Regions from separate parts of the Homo sapiens genome. Here regions 2, 3 and 4 are each linked to region 1. Evidence: chromatin contacts called from ENCODE Hi-C or POLR2A ChIA-PET data. All regions are on one chromosome and are shown on one strand. The core of a region is the stretch at or near the end of the contact, and the rest is flanking DNA. Distances in the headings are between cores, read along the strand shown. Region 1 holds the start of MED16 (mediator complex subunit 16). Region 2 holds the start of CDC34 (cell division cycle 34, ubiquitin conjugating enzyme). Region 3 holds the start of SBNO2 (strawberry notch homolog 2). Region 4 holds the start of POLRMT (RNA polymerase mitochondrial).

Evidence for each region. Hi-C counts contacts between places; a loop is a spot of excess contacts on that map. ChIA-PET counts read pairs that join two places held with the same protein, here RNA polymerase II (POLR2A). Pooled maps may share reads with other maps.
Region 2: a loop to region 1 is called in a pooled map, with 14 times the contacts of the local background. The contact joins the promoter of CDC34 here to the promoter of MED16 in region 1. A Hi-C loop is called at or near these places in 6 of 50 pooled maps. POLR2A ChIA-PET finds 5 or more read pairs at or near these places in 3 of 52 experiments (B cell, HEK293 and OCI-LY7).
Region 3: a loop to region 1 is called in a map with no recorded cell type, with 16 times the contacts of the local background. The contact joins the promoter of SBNO2 here to the promoter of MED16 in region 1. A Hi-C loop is called at or near these places in 1 of 168 maps with a recorded cell type or tissue (posterior vena cava), 1 of 37 single-sample maps with no recorded cell type and 3 of 50 pooled maps. POLR2A ChIA-PET finds 5 or more read pairs at or near these places in 2 of 52 experiments (HEK293 and K562).
Region 4: a pooled map shows a loop between it and region 1 (14-fold over the local background). The contact joins the promoter of POLRMT here to the promoter of MED16 in region 1. A Hi-C loop is called at or near these places in 1 of 37 single-sample maps with no recorded cell type and 11 of 50 pooled maps. POLR2A ChIA-PET finds 5 or more read pairs at or near these places in 1 of 52 experiments (GM10248).

What each region holds. Positions count from the first base shown.
Region 1 is chr19:891,361-895,067 of GRCh38, reverse strand. It overlaps MED16 (mediator complex subunit 16), which reads left to right and starts at 1,881. Exons shown (of 16, transcript NM_005481.3): 1 at 1,881-1,982. It overlaps RNU6-9 (RNA, U6 small nuclear 9), which reads right to left and starts at 1,584; the gene lies at 1,478-1,584. RefSeq lists an enhancer at 1,604-1,753 and silencers at 1,894-2,163, 2,214-2,263.
Region 2 is chr19:530,101-533,807 of GRCh38, reverse strand. It overlaps CDC34 (cell division cycle 34, ubiquitin conjugating enzyme), which reads right to left and starts at 2,048. Exons shown (of 5, transcript NM_004359.2): 1 at 1,700-2,048. The coding sequence starts at 1,876. RefSeq lists enhancers at 674-833, 904-953, 1,351-2,007 and silencers at 1,214-1,383, 1,804-2,543.
Region 3 is chr19:1,172,604-1,176,310 of GRCh38, reverse strand. It overlaps SBNO2 (strawberry notch homolog 2), which reads left to right and starts at 2,043. Exons shown (of 32, transcript NM_014963.3): 1 at 2,043-2,139. It overlaps LOC102725180 (collagen alpha-1(VII) chain), which reads right to left. Exons shown (of 3, transcript XR_005647046.2): 2 at 2,427-3,292; 3 at 1,318-1,751. RefSeq lists enhancers at 1,683-1,732, 3,117-3,675 and a silencer at 1,873-2,182.
Region 4 is chr19:631,521-635,227 of GRCh38, reverse strand. POLRMT (RNA polymerase mitochondrial) reads left to right here and starts at 1,691. Exons shown (of 21, transcript NM_005035.4): 1 at 1,691-1,803; 2 at 2,290-2,394. The coding sequence starts at 1,716. It overlaps LOC105372234 (a long non-coding RNA gene), which reads right to left and starts at 1,764. Exons shown (of 2, transcript XR_936226.2): 1 at 1,333-1,764; 2 at 1-1,244. RefSeq lists silencers at 1,478-1,737, 1,748-1,907.

The DNA of each region.
Region 1 (3,707 bases), core at 632-3,131:
GTCCCCCAGGCTGGAGTGCAGTGGCGCGATCTCAGCTCACTGCAACCTCCACCTCTTGGGTTCAAGTGATTCTCCTGCCTCAACCTCTAGAGTAGCTAGGACTACAGGCATGTGTCACCATGCCCAGCTAATATTTTTGTATTTTTAGTAGAGATGTGGTTTCAACATGTTGGCCAGGCTAGTCTCGAACTCCTGTTCTCAGGTGATCTGCGTGCCTCAGCCTCCCAAAGTTCAGGGATTACAGGCCTGAACCACCTTGCCCAGCGCCCCTCCCTCCCCAACCCTGCTAATTTTTAATTTTTTTTTGTAGAGACGGGGTCTGGCTATGTTTCCCAGGCTGGTCTCAAACTCAAGCTGTCCTCAGACCTTGGCCTCCCAAAGTACTGGGATTACAGGTGTGTGCCACCACACCCGGGCCGCTAAGAACGTTAAATCCCTACCTGCTGCCTGGGAATGGGGATTTTCTGTAAGGTCACTGCGTGGCCCTCTTGGAGAACTGAACCCTGATCCAGAAAAAACACTCTGATATTTGGGCCATTGTTAACCTGTAATTTTAGAACAGTTTTATATTTGCAGAATTCTTGCAAAAATCATGCAGTGAGGCCGCGGTGGCTCACGCCTATAATCCCAGCACTTTGGGAGGCCGGGGTGGAAGGAGGGCTTGAGGCCTGGAGTTTGAAATCAGCCTGGGCAACATAGTGAGACCCCATCGCTATTAAAATTTTGAAAAAACAGGCTGGGCGCGGTGGCTCACGCCTGTAATCCCAGCACTTTGGGAGGCTGAGGCAGGCAGATCACCAGGTCAAGAGACTGAGACCATCCTGGCCAACATGGTGAAACTCCGTCTCTACTAAAAATACAAGAATTTGTTGGGCATGGTGGTGCGCGCCTGTAGTCCCAGCTACTCGGGAGGCTGAGGCAGGAGAATCGCTTGAGCCTGGAAGGCGGAGGTTGCAGTGAGCTGAGATCGCGCTACTGCACTCCAGCCTGGGCCACAGAGCGAGACCCTGTCTCAAAAAAAATAAAAATAAAAATAGAAGAGCACCACATCCATTGCATTAAACTGGCTTTTGGAGGAGGAGGTGGGAATAGGGTTGGAAGTAGGAATACTCAACGGGGTCGGTGACTTCGCTTACAGTTTCCCCACTCTTGGACATTAGAAAATGGAAGAAAGGCCGGGCGCGGTGGCTCACACCTGTAATCCCAGTACTCTGGGAGGCCGAGGCGGGCGGATCAGGAGGTCAGTAGATAGAGACCACCCTGGCCAACATGGCGAAACCCCGTCTCTACCAAAATACAAAAATTAGCCGGGCGTGGTGGCGCATGTTTATAATCCCAGCTACTCGGGAGGCTGAGGCAGGAGAATCGCTTCAACCCGGGAGGCGGAGGTTGCAACAAGCTAAGATCGCGCCATTGCATTCCAGCCTGGGCAACAGAGCAAGATTCCGTTTCTGGGAGGGAAAATGGAAAAAAAAAAAAAAATATGGAACGCTTCACGAATTTGCGTGTCATCCTTGCGCAGGGGCCATGCTAATCTTCTCTGTATCGTTCCAATTTTAGTATATGTGCTGCCGAAGCGAGCACGAATATTGAGTTCCACCACCAGCTATTTAAAGCCCCTGGAACAAATGTCTGTACACATAGGCCGACTTCTCTTAAATGACCTAGAGATTTAACCTCTATTTATATTAGCCCAATGTGTAATGCAACTAACGTAGTTATTGACTGGAGTTGAGAAAGTGCTCGTTGTTCTACCAAATATAGCTACGGTGGCTGCTGGGAATTACTGGAAATGGTCGTATGCAAATAGCCCCGGAGGCGGGGCAGAGCCTGAGCCGCACCGCCCTCCCAGAAGTCTTTGGGAGGCGGCCCCACGCCTCAGGCGACTGGTTGTTACCGAGGAAGATGGCGGCGCCAGACCCGAGGCGCTAGGGAAGATCGCACCGCGGACGCCCGCTGAGCTTGGCGCACGGGCCGACCAGGTGAGTGCGGGGCTGCGGGGGCCCGGCGAGGGCGGACGGACCCCTGACCGTGTCCACGGACCCGAGGGAACGCGGCGCAGCCGTGGCGGGGCCTGCGGGGTCGGGGGCGTGGCCGGGAGCAAAGGCTGCTGGGTAGGCGGCCTGGGGCGCGGGGCGCGGGGCGCGGGGCGCGGGGCGCGGGGCGCGGGGCGCGGGGCGCGGGGCTCGGGGCTCAGGGTTTGCGGCGGAAACCTGGGGGAGGCCTGAGGCCCGCGGGGCTGGGTTCGGGGCGGGGCCTAAGGAGAGTTTGGGGCGAGGCTGAAGGCGCTTGGTGGGACTTCGGGGGCGGGGCCTGGAGTGGGTTTGGGGTCGCCGGGGTGGAGCCTGGGGACTGGGGGGCTGTAGAGGCAGGGCCTGGAGACTGCGGGGTTATCGGTGCGGGGCCTGGAGAGGGAATAGGGTCCCTAGGGTGGAGACTGGGGACTGCGGAGTTATAGGGGTCTGGAGAGGGTAGGGGGTCCCTGGGATGGACCCTGGAGATTGGGGGTTATAGGGGCGGGGCCTGAAGAGGCTATGGGGTCCCTGGGATGAAGCCTCGTATTTGGGGGCAATAGGGGAAGGGCCTGGAGAGTACGTGGGGTCCCCGGGGTGGAGTCTGGGGACTGGGGAGTTTTAGGGGTTGGGCCTGGAGAGCTAAGGGCGTTGGAGGCTGGACCTGGAGAGTACATGGGACCCCTACGGTGAAGCCTGAGAATTTAGGGTGAGGCCGTGGGCTCAAGGGGTGAAATGAAGTGTGGGAAGCAAAGGGGGTCAGGGGTGGGGCTGAAAGACTTTTAGAGGCTTGTGGCGGAGCCTTGGGGGTCTGGGGCAGGCCCTGAAGAAGTAGGGAGCCGGGGTTAGGGTTTGAGGAGAACCTGGTTGCGGGTGATTCCAGGCTCCCTGGGCTTTTGCCTTTGCGAAGCGAAACAGCCCGTCTGGATGCCAGGCGCTTAGAAAGCCTCGAGGAGGTGCCCCCTCTGTTCCCTGTGACACTCAGCCCCCGCCTCGGCCACAGGTGTTCCCCAACACACTCAGCCCCGCCTCGGCCACAGGTGTTCCCCGTCACACTCAGCCCCGCCTCGGCCACAGGTGTTCCCCGTCACACTCAGCCCCCGGCTCGGCCACAGGTGTTCCCCATCACACTCAGCCCCGCCTCGGCCACAGGTGTTCCCCGTCACACTCAGCCCCCGCCTCGGCCACAGGTGTTCCCCGTCACACTCAGCCCCGCCTCGGCCACAGGTGTTCCCCGTCACACTCAGCCCCGCCTCGGCCACAGGTGTTCCCCGTCACACTCAGCCCCCGCCTCGGCCACAGGTGTTCCCTGTCAGTCAGCCCCGCCTCGGCCACAGGTGTTCCCCGTCACACTCAGCCCCGCCTCGGCCACAGGTGTTCCCCGTCACACTCAGCCCCCGCCTCGGCCACAGGTGTTCCCTGTCACTCAGCCCCGCCTCGGCCACAGGTGTTCCCTGTCACTCAGCCCCGCCTCGGCTACAGGGAGCCGCCCCACCGCTTGCCTGTCTGCGGGCTCTTCCTTCGGGAGAGAGCTAGTGTCCACTTGCTGCCCCCATCATCACTCACCTGGGCCAGCGCAGACCCTCCGCTGCGTCTCCCGGCTGTGCCCTTGGCCCCCATGGTCTGTTCCCTAGACAGCCAGAGGGGTCCTGGTGAAACCCAAATAGGTCCCAGCCCTCCCGGGCTCCCACCTTA
Region 2 (3,707 bases), core at 799-3,298, 360 kb after region 1:
TCTCAACACTGGCTTCTGAGGACTGACCCTGTGGCAGATGTCTAGAGGCCCCCTCCCTGGGAAATCCGGAAAACCGGATTATCCCCTAATGCTGGCCCAGGAAGCTCTGCCCACAATCCCTGGCAACCGGTCTGGTGGGCACAGCAGCCAGAAACCCCCATCCCCTCCTTCCAGAACAGCAGCCGCCTCACAGGCCTGGCTTCGAGGTGGGGCTGCGGCTCCTCAGCCAGCTGCTCCCCCAAGCAGACAGAAGGGGCTGGCGGAGGAGCTGCTAAAACCATTTGGCAACCTCGAGACCCAAACTCTGTTCCCTGTGTGGGGACGCAGGATTCCAGATGCAGAACCCACGGGCGTCCCACTCTCTGCTCAGGAATCGCCCCCAGCAGACCAGGCTGCTGCCCTCACAGCCGCTGAGCGGGTGCGGTTCAGACACTAATTAGCTCGGAGAGCAGACACATATCGTGCGGGAGGCATCGGTCCCTCGGCCCCACGCCCGCAGCTGGCCGGGGCAGAGCGGGCCGGGCCCTGCAGTGTCGTGTCGTGTCCAGGCTCTTGGCAGGAAGTGACGGTGGGAGGGGGAGATTCCTGGACAGGGTGCTCGTTCCCCACCGCTCACACAGGGCCCCTCGCTTTGTCCCTCTGGCCCCAAGAACGAGGTCCCTGAACGCTAAAAGAAGTCAAAGGTCACGTCTGGATCGTGAGATCAAGAAAACTGCCCTGGTTTTGGCCTGAGTCCTTTTCACATGAGACAGAAACAGCCTCCCCGCTCCCAACAACAACAAAAACATCCAGAAACTGCTTGGAATTAAACCGCCAGAGGGCAGAAGAAACGGCCCAGAACTCGGGGTTTGGGTCCCAAGAAGCCACCTGTTCAGTGGACTCTGAGAAAGGCCAAGACCAGCTGGGATGAGCGAGCCCGGAGCTTCTGAGGTCGGGGTCCGGGACGCGGGCCCGAGCCGGGAGGCCTGGAGAGAGCTGCAGGGAGCAGGTGGGAGGCACGCCCCTACTTCGGCCTTCCCGAGGGCGCAGGTTACATAAAGCAGGGGATGGAGCCCAGGGCGCCTGGCCGGCTGCTACTGGCAAGGGTGGCCGCTTTCCAGGCGGGTCCTGGCTGCCAAGGCTCATCCGGGCCTTTGTTGGAGACTGAGCGAGTGGCCGCGCCAGCCACCCCCAGGCTGGCCTCGCTCCCCCGCTCACGGGCCCAGCTCCCCAACAATAGCAGCTACGGGGTCTGGGGGGGCCTCTTTGTCTCCTCCGGGGAGGGCGGGGAGGGCAGCTGAAAGGCCGGCGCGGCCTGGGCTCCGCTCCCTCTTTCTCGCAGGGGCGGAGGGGGAGGCAGCCGGGGTCCAGCCCCCGCCAAGGAGGAGGTGGGCAAGAGCCCCACGCCCAGATGCTACAGGGAGGGCCCCCGGCCACCCCTCCGGGGGCCAAGAGCCTAACAGGGGACCGGACGATGCCTTGAAGGGAACTGGGGATTTTCGAGGACTGCAGCAGAGGCTGAAGGTCCCCGAGACGGTCCGAGGAGGGGGCCGGGCAGAGCTGGGTGGGGGAACGTGGCCATAGAAGGGAAACGAGCCCAAGCCAGGAGGCTTCGGGGCCCGCCCAGCAACAGCGCTAGGACCGCGGGGCAGGGAGCTGGTTCCCGGCGCCCGAGGTCGCTCGTGGGCTCCGGGACCCGGGCGGGGGTCGCCGCGCTCACCTTGAAGTAGCCGCCCTCGTAGTAGGTGTTGGGGGGCCCGAAGATGGCCACCTCCCAGTTGTATAGATCGCCCTCGTCCACCAGTGTCACGCGGAATCCCTCGACCGGCTCTTCCTGCAGCCCCTTGAGCTCCAGCAGCAGCGCCTTCTGCGAGCTGGGCACTAGCGGCCGAGCCATGGCGGCGGCGGAGGGGCCCGGGGTCGGAGCAGCGCGGGGCCGCGCGACCACCGCGAGTTCGCGAGACGGGCCGGGCCGCGCACCGTCCGGGGGGGAGCCACCGGGGCCGCCGCCTGCCTCCTCCTCTGCGCCGCCGCCGCCGCCCGGGGACCCCGAGCGCTCCAGCAGCTCTGGCGCCGCCGCCCCACCGGCGCTTGCCTTGGCCGGGCCCGCGCGCCCCGCCCCCCGCTGCGCCTGCGCGCACCGCCTGGCCCCGACTGCGCCTGCGCTCCGCGGCCAGGTCCGACTTGCGCCTGCGCGCCCGGCCGCAGGGGACGCCGGGAGGTGGAGTCCCGGCCCCGGTCCCGCCTACGGCGCCGAGCGCCTCCGCCGGGAGGGAGGGTTCGAGCGCGCAGCCCCGGGCTCTTCCGATCCCCGAGGCCGCCGCCGTCGCCCCCTGCTCGACCAGCACCGCGGACGCTGTGCGCAAGGAGGCGGGCAGGGCTGCTCTGCGCCGTCACCGGCCCGGTCCCCCGGCTTTGGGGTTGTTTTGTGACGTGCCGGCGCGGGGCGGGGCCGCGGGCGGTGAACGGGGCGCGGCGCGGGGTCCTGACCGGGACCGGAGGGGCAGGGCCGGTCCATCCGGCGCGACCCCGCGTCCCCGTCTCCGTTTCCCCGTCTGTGCAGGGGACGGGCGCGAAGTCTGTCCTAGGGTCGCGCTGGCCACGCGGAAGGGAGGAAGGGGCGGGAGCGAGGCGGGATCCGCAGACCTGGCTTCCAGGCGCGGCGCTGCCTCGGTTCCCCCGACAGCGGGAGCTCTGAGAAGTGGGCGAGGTCGGGGAGGGCTCTGAGGGGTGGGAGGGGCGAGGGCTTCCCTGGTCCCCGTTGAAGTCACCATGTGGTGTGAGGCGAGTGCAGGCGCTGGAGCCATCAGAGGTTGGCAAGGTGCTCCTGCCCCCCAGAGAAACTGGGAAAGAGGCCTACGCCGGCCAGCATCGGCTCAGCACCTGACCCGGGAGAGGCGCCAGCCCCACGGAGCCCCCACCCCAAGCTGAGCCCGAGCCTGGCTGTGCCCTCCTCCCAGCCTGACCTTTGTCCTACCCGAGTCTTTTTTTTTTTTTTTTTTTTAAATGAGACAGAGTCTCGTTCTGTGGCCCAGGCTGGAGTGCAGTGGCACAATCTCACTGCAACCTCCGCCTCCCGGGTTCAAGCTAGTGTCCGCCTCAGCCTCCCGAGTAGCTGAGATTACAGGTGCCCGCCACCACGTCCGGCTAATTTTGTATTTTAAGTAGAGATGGGGTTTCACCATGTTGGCCAGGCTGGTCTCGAACCCCTGACCTCAAGTGTGTTGTTAGGTTTTGAAAGGAAGGGGAGGATGCAGTTTGGACTAATAAAGGGATCCGTCTGCGTCGGCCTCCCAAATGCTGGGATTATAGGCATGAGCCACCGCGCCCAGCCCACCTGAGTCTTGACCCCAGCTGATTCCGGGCATCACTGTGACCCCACCTGACTTCTGACCTGGCTCAGTGGCTGCCCAGACACCCACATGCTCCTTGCTGTGAAGCTTGGTCGGGAGAACTGGCCGTGGTGAGGACGGGGCAGCCCAGCCTCCCCTGAGTCGTGCCCGTGACGGGTGGCCCTGCCCTCGGACTGTGCCAGTGGCATTGTTGCTATGCCCTGGGTACACACAGCTGCATCAACATACAGGCCGGGCACGGTGGCTCACGCCTGTGATCCCAACACTTTGGGGGGCCGAGGCGGGCGGATCACAATGTCAGGAGATCGAGACCATTGTGGCTAATATGGTGAAACCCCGTCTCTACTAAAAATACAAAAAATTATCTGGGCGTGG
Region 3 (3,707 bases), core at 794-3,293, 280 kb before region 1:
GCTCACTGCAACCTCCGCCTCCCAGATTCAAGTGATTCTCCTGCCTCAGCCTCCTGAGTAGTCAGGATTACAGGCACCCACTACCACGCCTGGCTAATTTTTGTATTTTTAGTAGAGACAGGGTTTCACCATGTTCGTCAGGCTGGTGTTGAACTTCTGACCTAGGTGATTCACCCACCTCAGCCTCCCAAAGTGTTGGGATTACAGGCGTGAGCCACCGTTTTTTGTTTGTTTGTTTTTTTGAGACCGAACCTCACTCTATCGCCCAGGCTGGAGTGCAGTGGTGTGATCTCAGCTCACTGCAACCTCTACCTCCTGGGTTCAAGCGATTCTCCTGCCTCAGCCTCCCTAGTAGCTGGGAATACAGGCAGGCACCACCATGCCCAGCTAACTTTTTTGTACTTTTAGTAGAGATGGGGTTTCACCATGTTGGCCAGGCTGGTCTCAAACCGCTGACCTCAGGTGTTCCTCCTGCCTCAGACTCCCGTAGTGCTGGGATTACAGGCGTGAGCCACCGTGCCTGGCTTTTGGCCTCAGTTTTTTAGAGAGGTGCTAAAATATCTTAAACCTGCTTATTATCTGCCTTACCAGGCCTTCTTTGCCCGGACTGTTCTTCCTACTCTTGTCTACCTGGTACACTCCTACTTGAACTTCAAAACCCCAGCTTCAACACACTCTTCAGCATGCAGCCCTCTATGAAGCCCTAGGCAGACATTTCAACCCTCCCAGAGATCCCGCATATTGGAGTGTCTGGTCCTGGTTCTCTCTCCCCTAGACCAGGGGCTTTCTGATGTTGGGACAGACAGCTGAGTCCTCTGTGAGACCCTGGGTTTTCCCAGCTCATGACCAAGCACAGAGCAGCATCGATTAGAAGTCACTGAATGAATTAACAAAGTCATGGAGAAATCAACTCTAGTTTCAGGGGGTTGGAATGGGGGCAGAGGCCTCTGGCTTGTGGCTGCTTGGGTCCAGGGAGCTGTATCAGTATTGTCATGGCTGAAATTGGGCTGGGGAGGCGGTGGTGCCTCCCACACTGGATCTGCCTTCACTGGCTCAAGTCACAGGAAAAGTGCCCTGAGACTCCAGCTCCCCACGCAGGGCAGCCTCCCACCACAGCCACCGAGAGGAGGAGCCCCTCAGGCCCCCGTGGCCCTGCCTGAAAGGATCCTGCTCTCTTGGGGGTAGCCCCTGGGACTTACCCAAACCCCCATGTGCCAGTCACCATGCTGAAGCGTCCAGAACTGTATTTGGTTAGGGAGAGAGATTAATGAACAGAGATAACTTTTCGTGAGAGAGTATGTCTGACAGGCCCAGAGGTGATGATTTTATTTCATTTTATTTTATTTCGTTATTTATTTATTTATTTTTGAGATGGAGTCTCACTCTGTTGCCCGGGCTGGAGTGCAGTGGTGCGATCTCAGCTCACTGCAATAACTACCTCCCAGGTTCAAGCGATACTACTGCCTCAGCCTCCTGAGTAGCTGGGATTACAGGTGCCCGCCATCACGCCCAGCTAATTTTTGTATATTTAGTAGAGACGGGGTTTCATCATATTGTCCAGGTTGGCCTCAAACTCCCGACCTCAAGTGATCCATCCGCCTCAGCCTCTCAAAGTGCTGCGATTACAGGCGTGAGCCACTGCGCCCGGCTGGTGATCGTCTTAGTAGCTTTTGAGGGAGTCTCAGTTTAAAAGTCTCGGGTGAGTGAGCCCCAGTGGGGGACGTGGCACATGCAGAGGCTTGGAGGGGGTTCTGAGGAAGGAGGAAAAAAGGGGATGCTGTACCACAAAGCAGATTCCATTTCACCAGCACGGTGCAGAAGAGGAAACTGAGGCTTGAGGAGGTGAAAGCACATGCTGGGGTCTCAAGAGAACCAGGCAGGGCGGGATTCGAACCCAGAGCCGTAGGAGTCCCAGCCCCTTCCGAATAGCGGAAGGACCTCAAGGGATTGGCTTGGAAGGTGGCCCCGCCCCCGAACCGAGACCACGCCCCCGCAGGTGGAGGCCCCGCCCCGCGGCATGACCGGAAGTGCGCGGGGCCCCCAAGATGGCGCCCGAAACCCGGAAGTGAGCGGCGGCAGCTGCGAGGCTCGGAGAAACAGGCGCCGCGGGCTCCGCGCCCGGCCGGACCCGGGCCCGAGGTGAGGCTCTGGTTGCGACCCCCGCCCCGGCTCCACCGCGACCCCTGCCTGGCCCGACCCCGCTTGTGGGTCCGGCGCTCCCCGCGGACCCCTGCGCCCGGGGCTGGGGGTTCTGGGGGCCGTGGGGCGGGGGCGAGCGCGGCGGGACCCCCGCCCTCCGCCGCGACCCCTTCCGACCCCGCCCTTCGCCGCCAACGTTGACCCCGCGCTGCCCCGCGACCACCGCCGTGAACCTTGACCTGCCCCCCCGCCCCCCGGCGACCCCCTGCCGTGAACCTTAACCCTACCTTCCACGACAACCCTCCCAACCTTTCCTTCCCGCTCTTCCGGGTGACTCCCTGTACCGCGCAGCTTGGTGACCCCCGACCTTTCGTTTTCTGGTAACCCTTGACCCCGCACTCATCGGTGCCCCCGAGCCCCTTGGTGACCCCGCACCCGCTTTTCCTCGGTATCCTGGCCTTCCCTTTTGGGGACTCTCGACTCCATGCGCCTCGTGACCTCGACCCCTTCCTGGGAGTGACCCCCGGTCTCTCCCGCCGCCCCGATTCCTGACTCCAGGCTCCTCGGGCGTTCGTGCCCCTTCCTCCTCCTTGTCCCCGGTCCCAGGACCCTTGCCTTCTCGGCCCCGCAGCGCAGCCCTGTCTCCCTCCCTCCCCTTGCTCCCCGCCCCTCCCGCTCCTGGGGCCTCCGACTTCTCTTCTGGGGCAGATGGTTTTTCGGTTTCTGCATGGAGGTCCCCCGGTTTGGGATGGGGGCTTGCTGATATTAGGTGACCCCGGGGCCGTCTGGGCGGAGTCTGCAGAGCGTGTTGGGGGTGGGAGTGCGGGTCGCATTCAAACCCGGCTTCCAGGGACAGGCGGGAGGGAGGGTAGCGGGCTGAGATGGCCCGAGTGGGGCCCGGGAGCAGCGTGTGTCGGTGAAGGGGAAGCGCAGGCCTCCTGGTGGGTCCTGTCCCCCGTAGGGCACTCTTCCCACCACCCCAGAGTCCCGAAGAATAAGGCAGGTGGGGCCTGGAGGGACCAATCCCCAGACTGACCTGGGGCGTGGGGGGCAGGCGTTGTGGAGAGCCCACCCAGCGCCTCCAGGGACGCCGGGCACGGATGGTGCTGGGGCAGGGACGGTGGGTGTCTCCCTGGATGAACTGATTAACATTCTGAAAAGTTAAAAAAAAAAAAAAAAAATCTCTTAAATGTGTAGCCGGGGCCTCCCCTGGCTGCTTCTTCCCGGAATGCCTGTTGTTCCCGCCTGCTCAGAACGTCCTTCCTGCCTGTGACTGCTGGGACGGGACGGGATAGGTTTGGTGCCATCTGTTGCACGCCCTGTCAGCGAGAGTGCCCGGCCTCGGAGCTGGCCTGTGCTGATGCTGGCTGCCAGTTTGCCGGGGCGGGGGGGGCGGTTGCAGTGAGTGTTTTACAGAGGGGCAGAGGAAGCCGAGGTTCAAGAGAAGAGCATGGGAGGGGCCGAGGACCCAGGGCCGCAGACCCCGTGGGCAGCCAGCCCGATTACACGGGGATTACAGGCTTCAAACTTTCTTCCAGGCCTCTTCCTCCGGGCCAGGGCAGCCGGCA
Region 4 (3,707 bases), core at 442-2,941, 260 kb after region 1:
GCCCCACTCTGCTCAAATTGCTCCTCTGTCCACGCTTGTTCCTGCCTCAGGGCCTTTGCACTTGTTTTGTTTTGAGACAGGGTCCTGTTCTGTCAACCCAGGCTGGAGTACAGTGGCGCCATCTCAGCTCACTGCAGTCTAAACCTCCTGGGCTCAAGCAGTCCTCCTGCCTCAGCCTCCCGAGTATCTGGGACCACAGGTGTGCACCACCATGCCTGGCTAATTTCTTTTTTTCCTTTGGTGGAGACTGGGTCTCAGTATCTCGGTTGCCCAAGGCTTGTCTGGAACTCCTGGGCTCAAGCGATCCTCCCGCCGCAGCCTCCCAAAGTGCTGGGATTACAGGCCTGAGGCACTGAACTGACCTCCCTTTGCACTTTTTTTTTTTTGAGACAGGTTCTCGCTCTGTCACCCAGGCTGGAGTGCAGTGGCGAGATCTTGGCTCACTGCAACCTCCGCCTCCCGGGTTCAAGCGATTCTCCTGCCTCAGCCTCCCGAGTAGCTGGGATTACAGGTGCCCGCCACCACCCCCGGATAATTTTTGTATTTTTACTAGAGACGGGGTTTTGCCATGTTGCCAGGCATGCTTGCGTATTTGCCAAGCTGGTCTCGAACTCTGACCTTAGGTGATCCGCCCGCCTCAGCCTCCCAAAGTGCTGGGATGACAGGCCTGAGCCACCAAACCAGCTCCCCTTTGCAACTGGGATATTAGCCTGGAACACAGTTACCCCCAGATATTCCTATTCTCACCCTTCCCAAGCCTACTGCCCCACAGCAGGCGCTCCCGCCTCTGGCCTGCTGCCCCGGCTGAACGACACAGGTGGGCACACCTTCCAGGTTCCATTCTAAAGCTCCCGCCCTGCTCCTCCTAGGCAGGATCACGCGGAGACCAGGGCAGGCTCTAGGCTCCGAGGTTTATTTCATTCCCTTGACCTCACCCCACTTAGCAGGTGAATCCAAGCCTGCCGCTCCATTCGGCTCCTGCCCCTGAGGGCTTGGGGATTGGAGGGTAAACTGAAGCTGGAGGCTGGGAGTCTCGCGGACTGGGGCTTTCTCTCCTTGCAGCCTCCCTGAGGTCGCACGTGCTGTGTCTTCCAGCAACTTGGTGGCCCTCTCTGAGCCTCAGCTTCCTCCATGATAGACGGCATCCTAATGACTCTTACCCAAAAGTTGTCGTTGGAGCAATGAAGGTTGCGGACAGGAATCTCTAAATTGCAGATGCTGTCCTCGTTATTAGATGAGTATGCCTTGAAAAAAAAAAAAAAAAAGCCGGGCACGGTGGCGGCGTCTGCAATCCCAGCGCTTTGGGAAGCCGAGGGGCGAGGATCTCTTTACCCCAGCAGTTCGAAGCTGCACTGAGCTATGATCACGCCACTGCACTCCAGCCTGGGCCACAACGCGTCCAAAACAAAACCAAAAAAGAAAGAAAAACAGAAAAAAAGTCCGGATTTGAGGTCCTCGGGAAAACAGCCTGAGAGTGCCTCCCAGTTGCCACGGCAACAGCTCTGTCCCGCCCCCTCCCTTTAAAAACAGCAGGAGGAACCAATCAGAGCGTCCACCGGCGCATGCCTTCGCGCCTCCGCTGCATCCTGGGAGTCTACTTCCGGCTGGGGTTTCCCTTCGCAGCCTCCGTCGACCATGAAACCACAACTCCCGGCAGGCGGCGCGGGCGCATGCGCAGGCGCGGGCCGGTGGGGTGGCCTGGAGCGGCGTGCGTAATGTCGGCACTTTGCTGGGGCCGCGGAGCGGCGGGGCTCAAACGAGCCCTACGGCCTTGCGGCCGCCCGGGACTCCCCGGCAAAGAAGGTAACACAAAGGGAGACGGCCAGGCAGCCCGGGGGCCACGGCGTGGGCTCCTCCCCGCGCGGCCGGGGCCTTTGGCGCTTTGACCTTTGCCTCTTTGCACCTGGGCGTGCGCAGCCCACCGACCCGGCCCCGCTTTCCACTCGCCCTTGCCCGCTTTTCGACTGAGGCTCCTCCGTGCAGTCTGACCTTTGACTCGTGGTTTCTTATGCAGCCTCCTGACCCCAGGTGTGGTGTTTAGGGCTCTTAACCTTTGACCTGCTGCACCTCGAGTGCGAGGAACCCTCTCTCGGCGGTTCCGCGCCCGTGTTCGCCGCGGCGGGGCCCTTCCACCTTCGCTGTCTTAGTTTCTTTCCAACTTAAGCCCGTGCTCCGAGAGTTTCCGCTGCGTTTAGGGCTCCTTTGCCCTTCGACCCTTCGGCTTCTGCCTTTATGGAGGCCCCCGCCCACACGCCCGGCCCCGCTCAGCCGCTCTCGTCTTTCCCGCAGGGACCGCCGGTGGCGTCTGCGGCCCCAGGAGGAGCTCGTCCGCCAGCCCCCAGGAGCAAGACCAAGACCGCAGGAAGGACTGGGGCCACGTGGAGCTGCTGGAGGGTGAGCGCGACCCCCACGGCGGCCCGGGAGAGGAGAGTCCGCTCCCTGCTGCCGGGAGAAAAGGCAAAGGCTCAGATTCTGAGACAGGCTGAGGGCGGTCTCCACCTCTCGGGTCCCAGGACACGCCCAGACGGCGTTGCTGAAACATCTCTTGCACCGCTCATGGGCCCTGTCCTTGCTGAGCAGGCTCCTTCCTGGAGCTCTCGTAATTCCCCCTCCCCAGAACCCCACCAGGTGCTCCCACTTTCCAGGGACATAGGTGAGGCCCAAGATTATGTCTGGAGAGACCCCCCCCCCGGCCCCGCCGCCAAGGCCACATGTGCAGAGCCAGGATGTGAACCCTGAACTGACTCAGCTGTCCTGGCTTGGCTCTGGGGGGTAGGCGCCTAATGGAGACTGGATGACTGCGAAACTTGGGAGGGACAGCCCAGGCTCCAGCGGTGGCAGGCCCTCGTCCTGGCCTGGCTGGTGGTGTGGGAGGGAGGTGGGAGCTTCCCTGTGCTTGCTTCCCGCCGGTGCTTCTGTCCCACATCCTGTCTGCGTCCATTAGGCAGCCGGGAAGGGAGAGGCGGGAGAACCTTTATAAAGGGAAAAAACCTGGCCAGGTGCGGTGGCTCACGCCTGTAATCCCAGCACTTTTGGGTGGCCGAGGTGGGCGGATCAAGAGGTCGGGGGTTCGAGGCCTGGTGCGGTGGCTCACGCCTGTACTCCCAGCACTTTTGGGTGGCCAAGGTGGGCGGATCAAGAGGTCAAGGGTCCGAGGCCTGGTGCGGTGGCTCACGCCTGTAATCCCAGCACTTTGGGAGGCCGAGGCGGGCGGATCAAGAGGTCATGAGTTCAAGACCAGCCTGGCCAACATGGTGAAACACTGTCTCTACTAAAAATACAAAAATTAGCTGGGCATGGTGGTGAACGCCTGCAGTGCCAGCTACTCAGGAGGCTGAGGCAGGAAAATCGCTTGAACCCGGGGAGACTGAGACAGGAGAATCGCTTGAACCCGGAAGGTGGAGGTTGCGGTGAGCCGAGATCATGCCATTGCACTCTAGCCTGGGCAACGAGGGAAATTCCATCTCAAAAACAAAACAAAACAAAACAAAGCTCTCAACTGTTAATCCTAAAAGTATCTCCTGAGTTTTGGAGCACTCTGAAGGCGGACATCACGCTTGTCTTTTTATTTCAGCAATTTTTTTTTTCTTGAGACGGATTCTCAATCTGTTGCTAGGCTGGAGTGCAATGGTGCGATCTTGGCTCACTGCAGCCTCCGCCTCCCGAGTTCAAGCAATTCTCCTGCCTCAACCTCCCGAGTAGCTGGA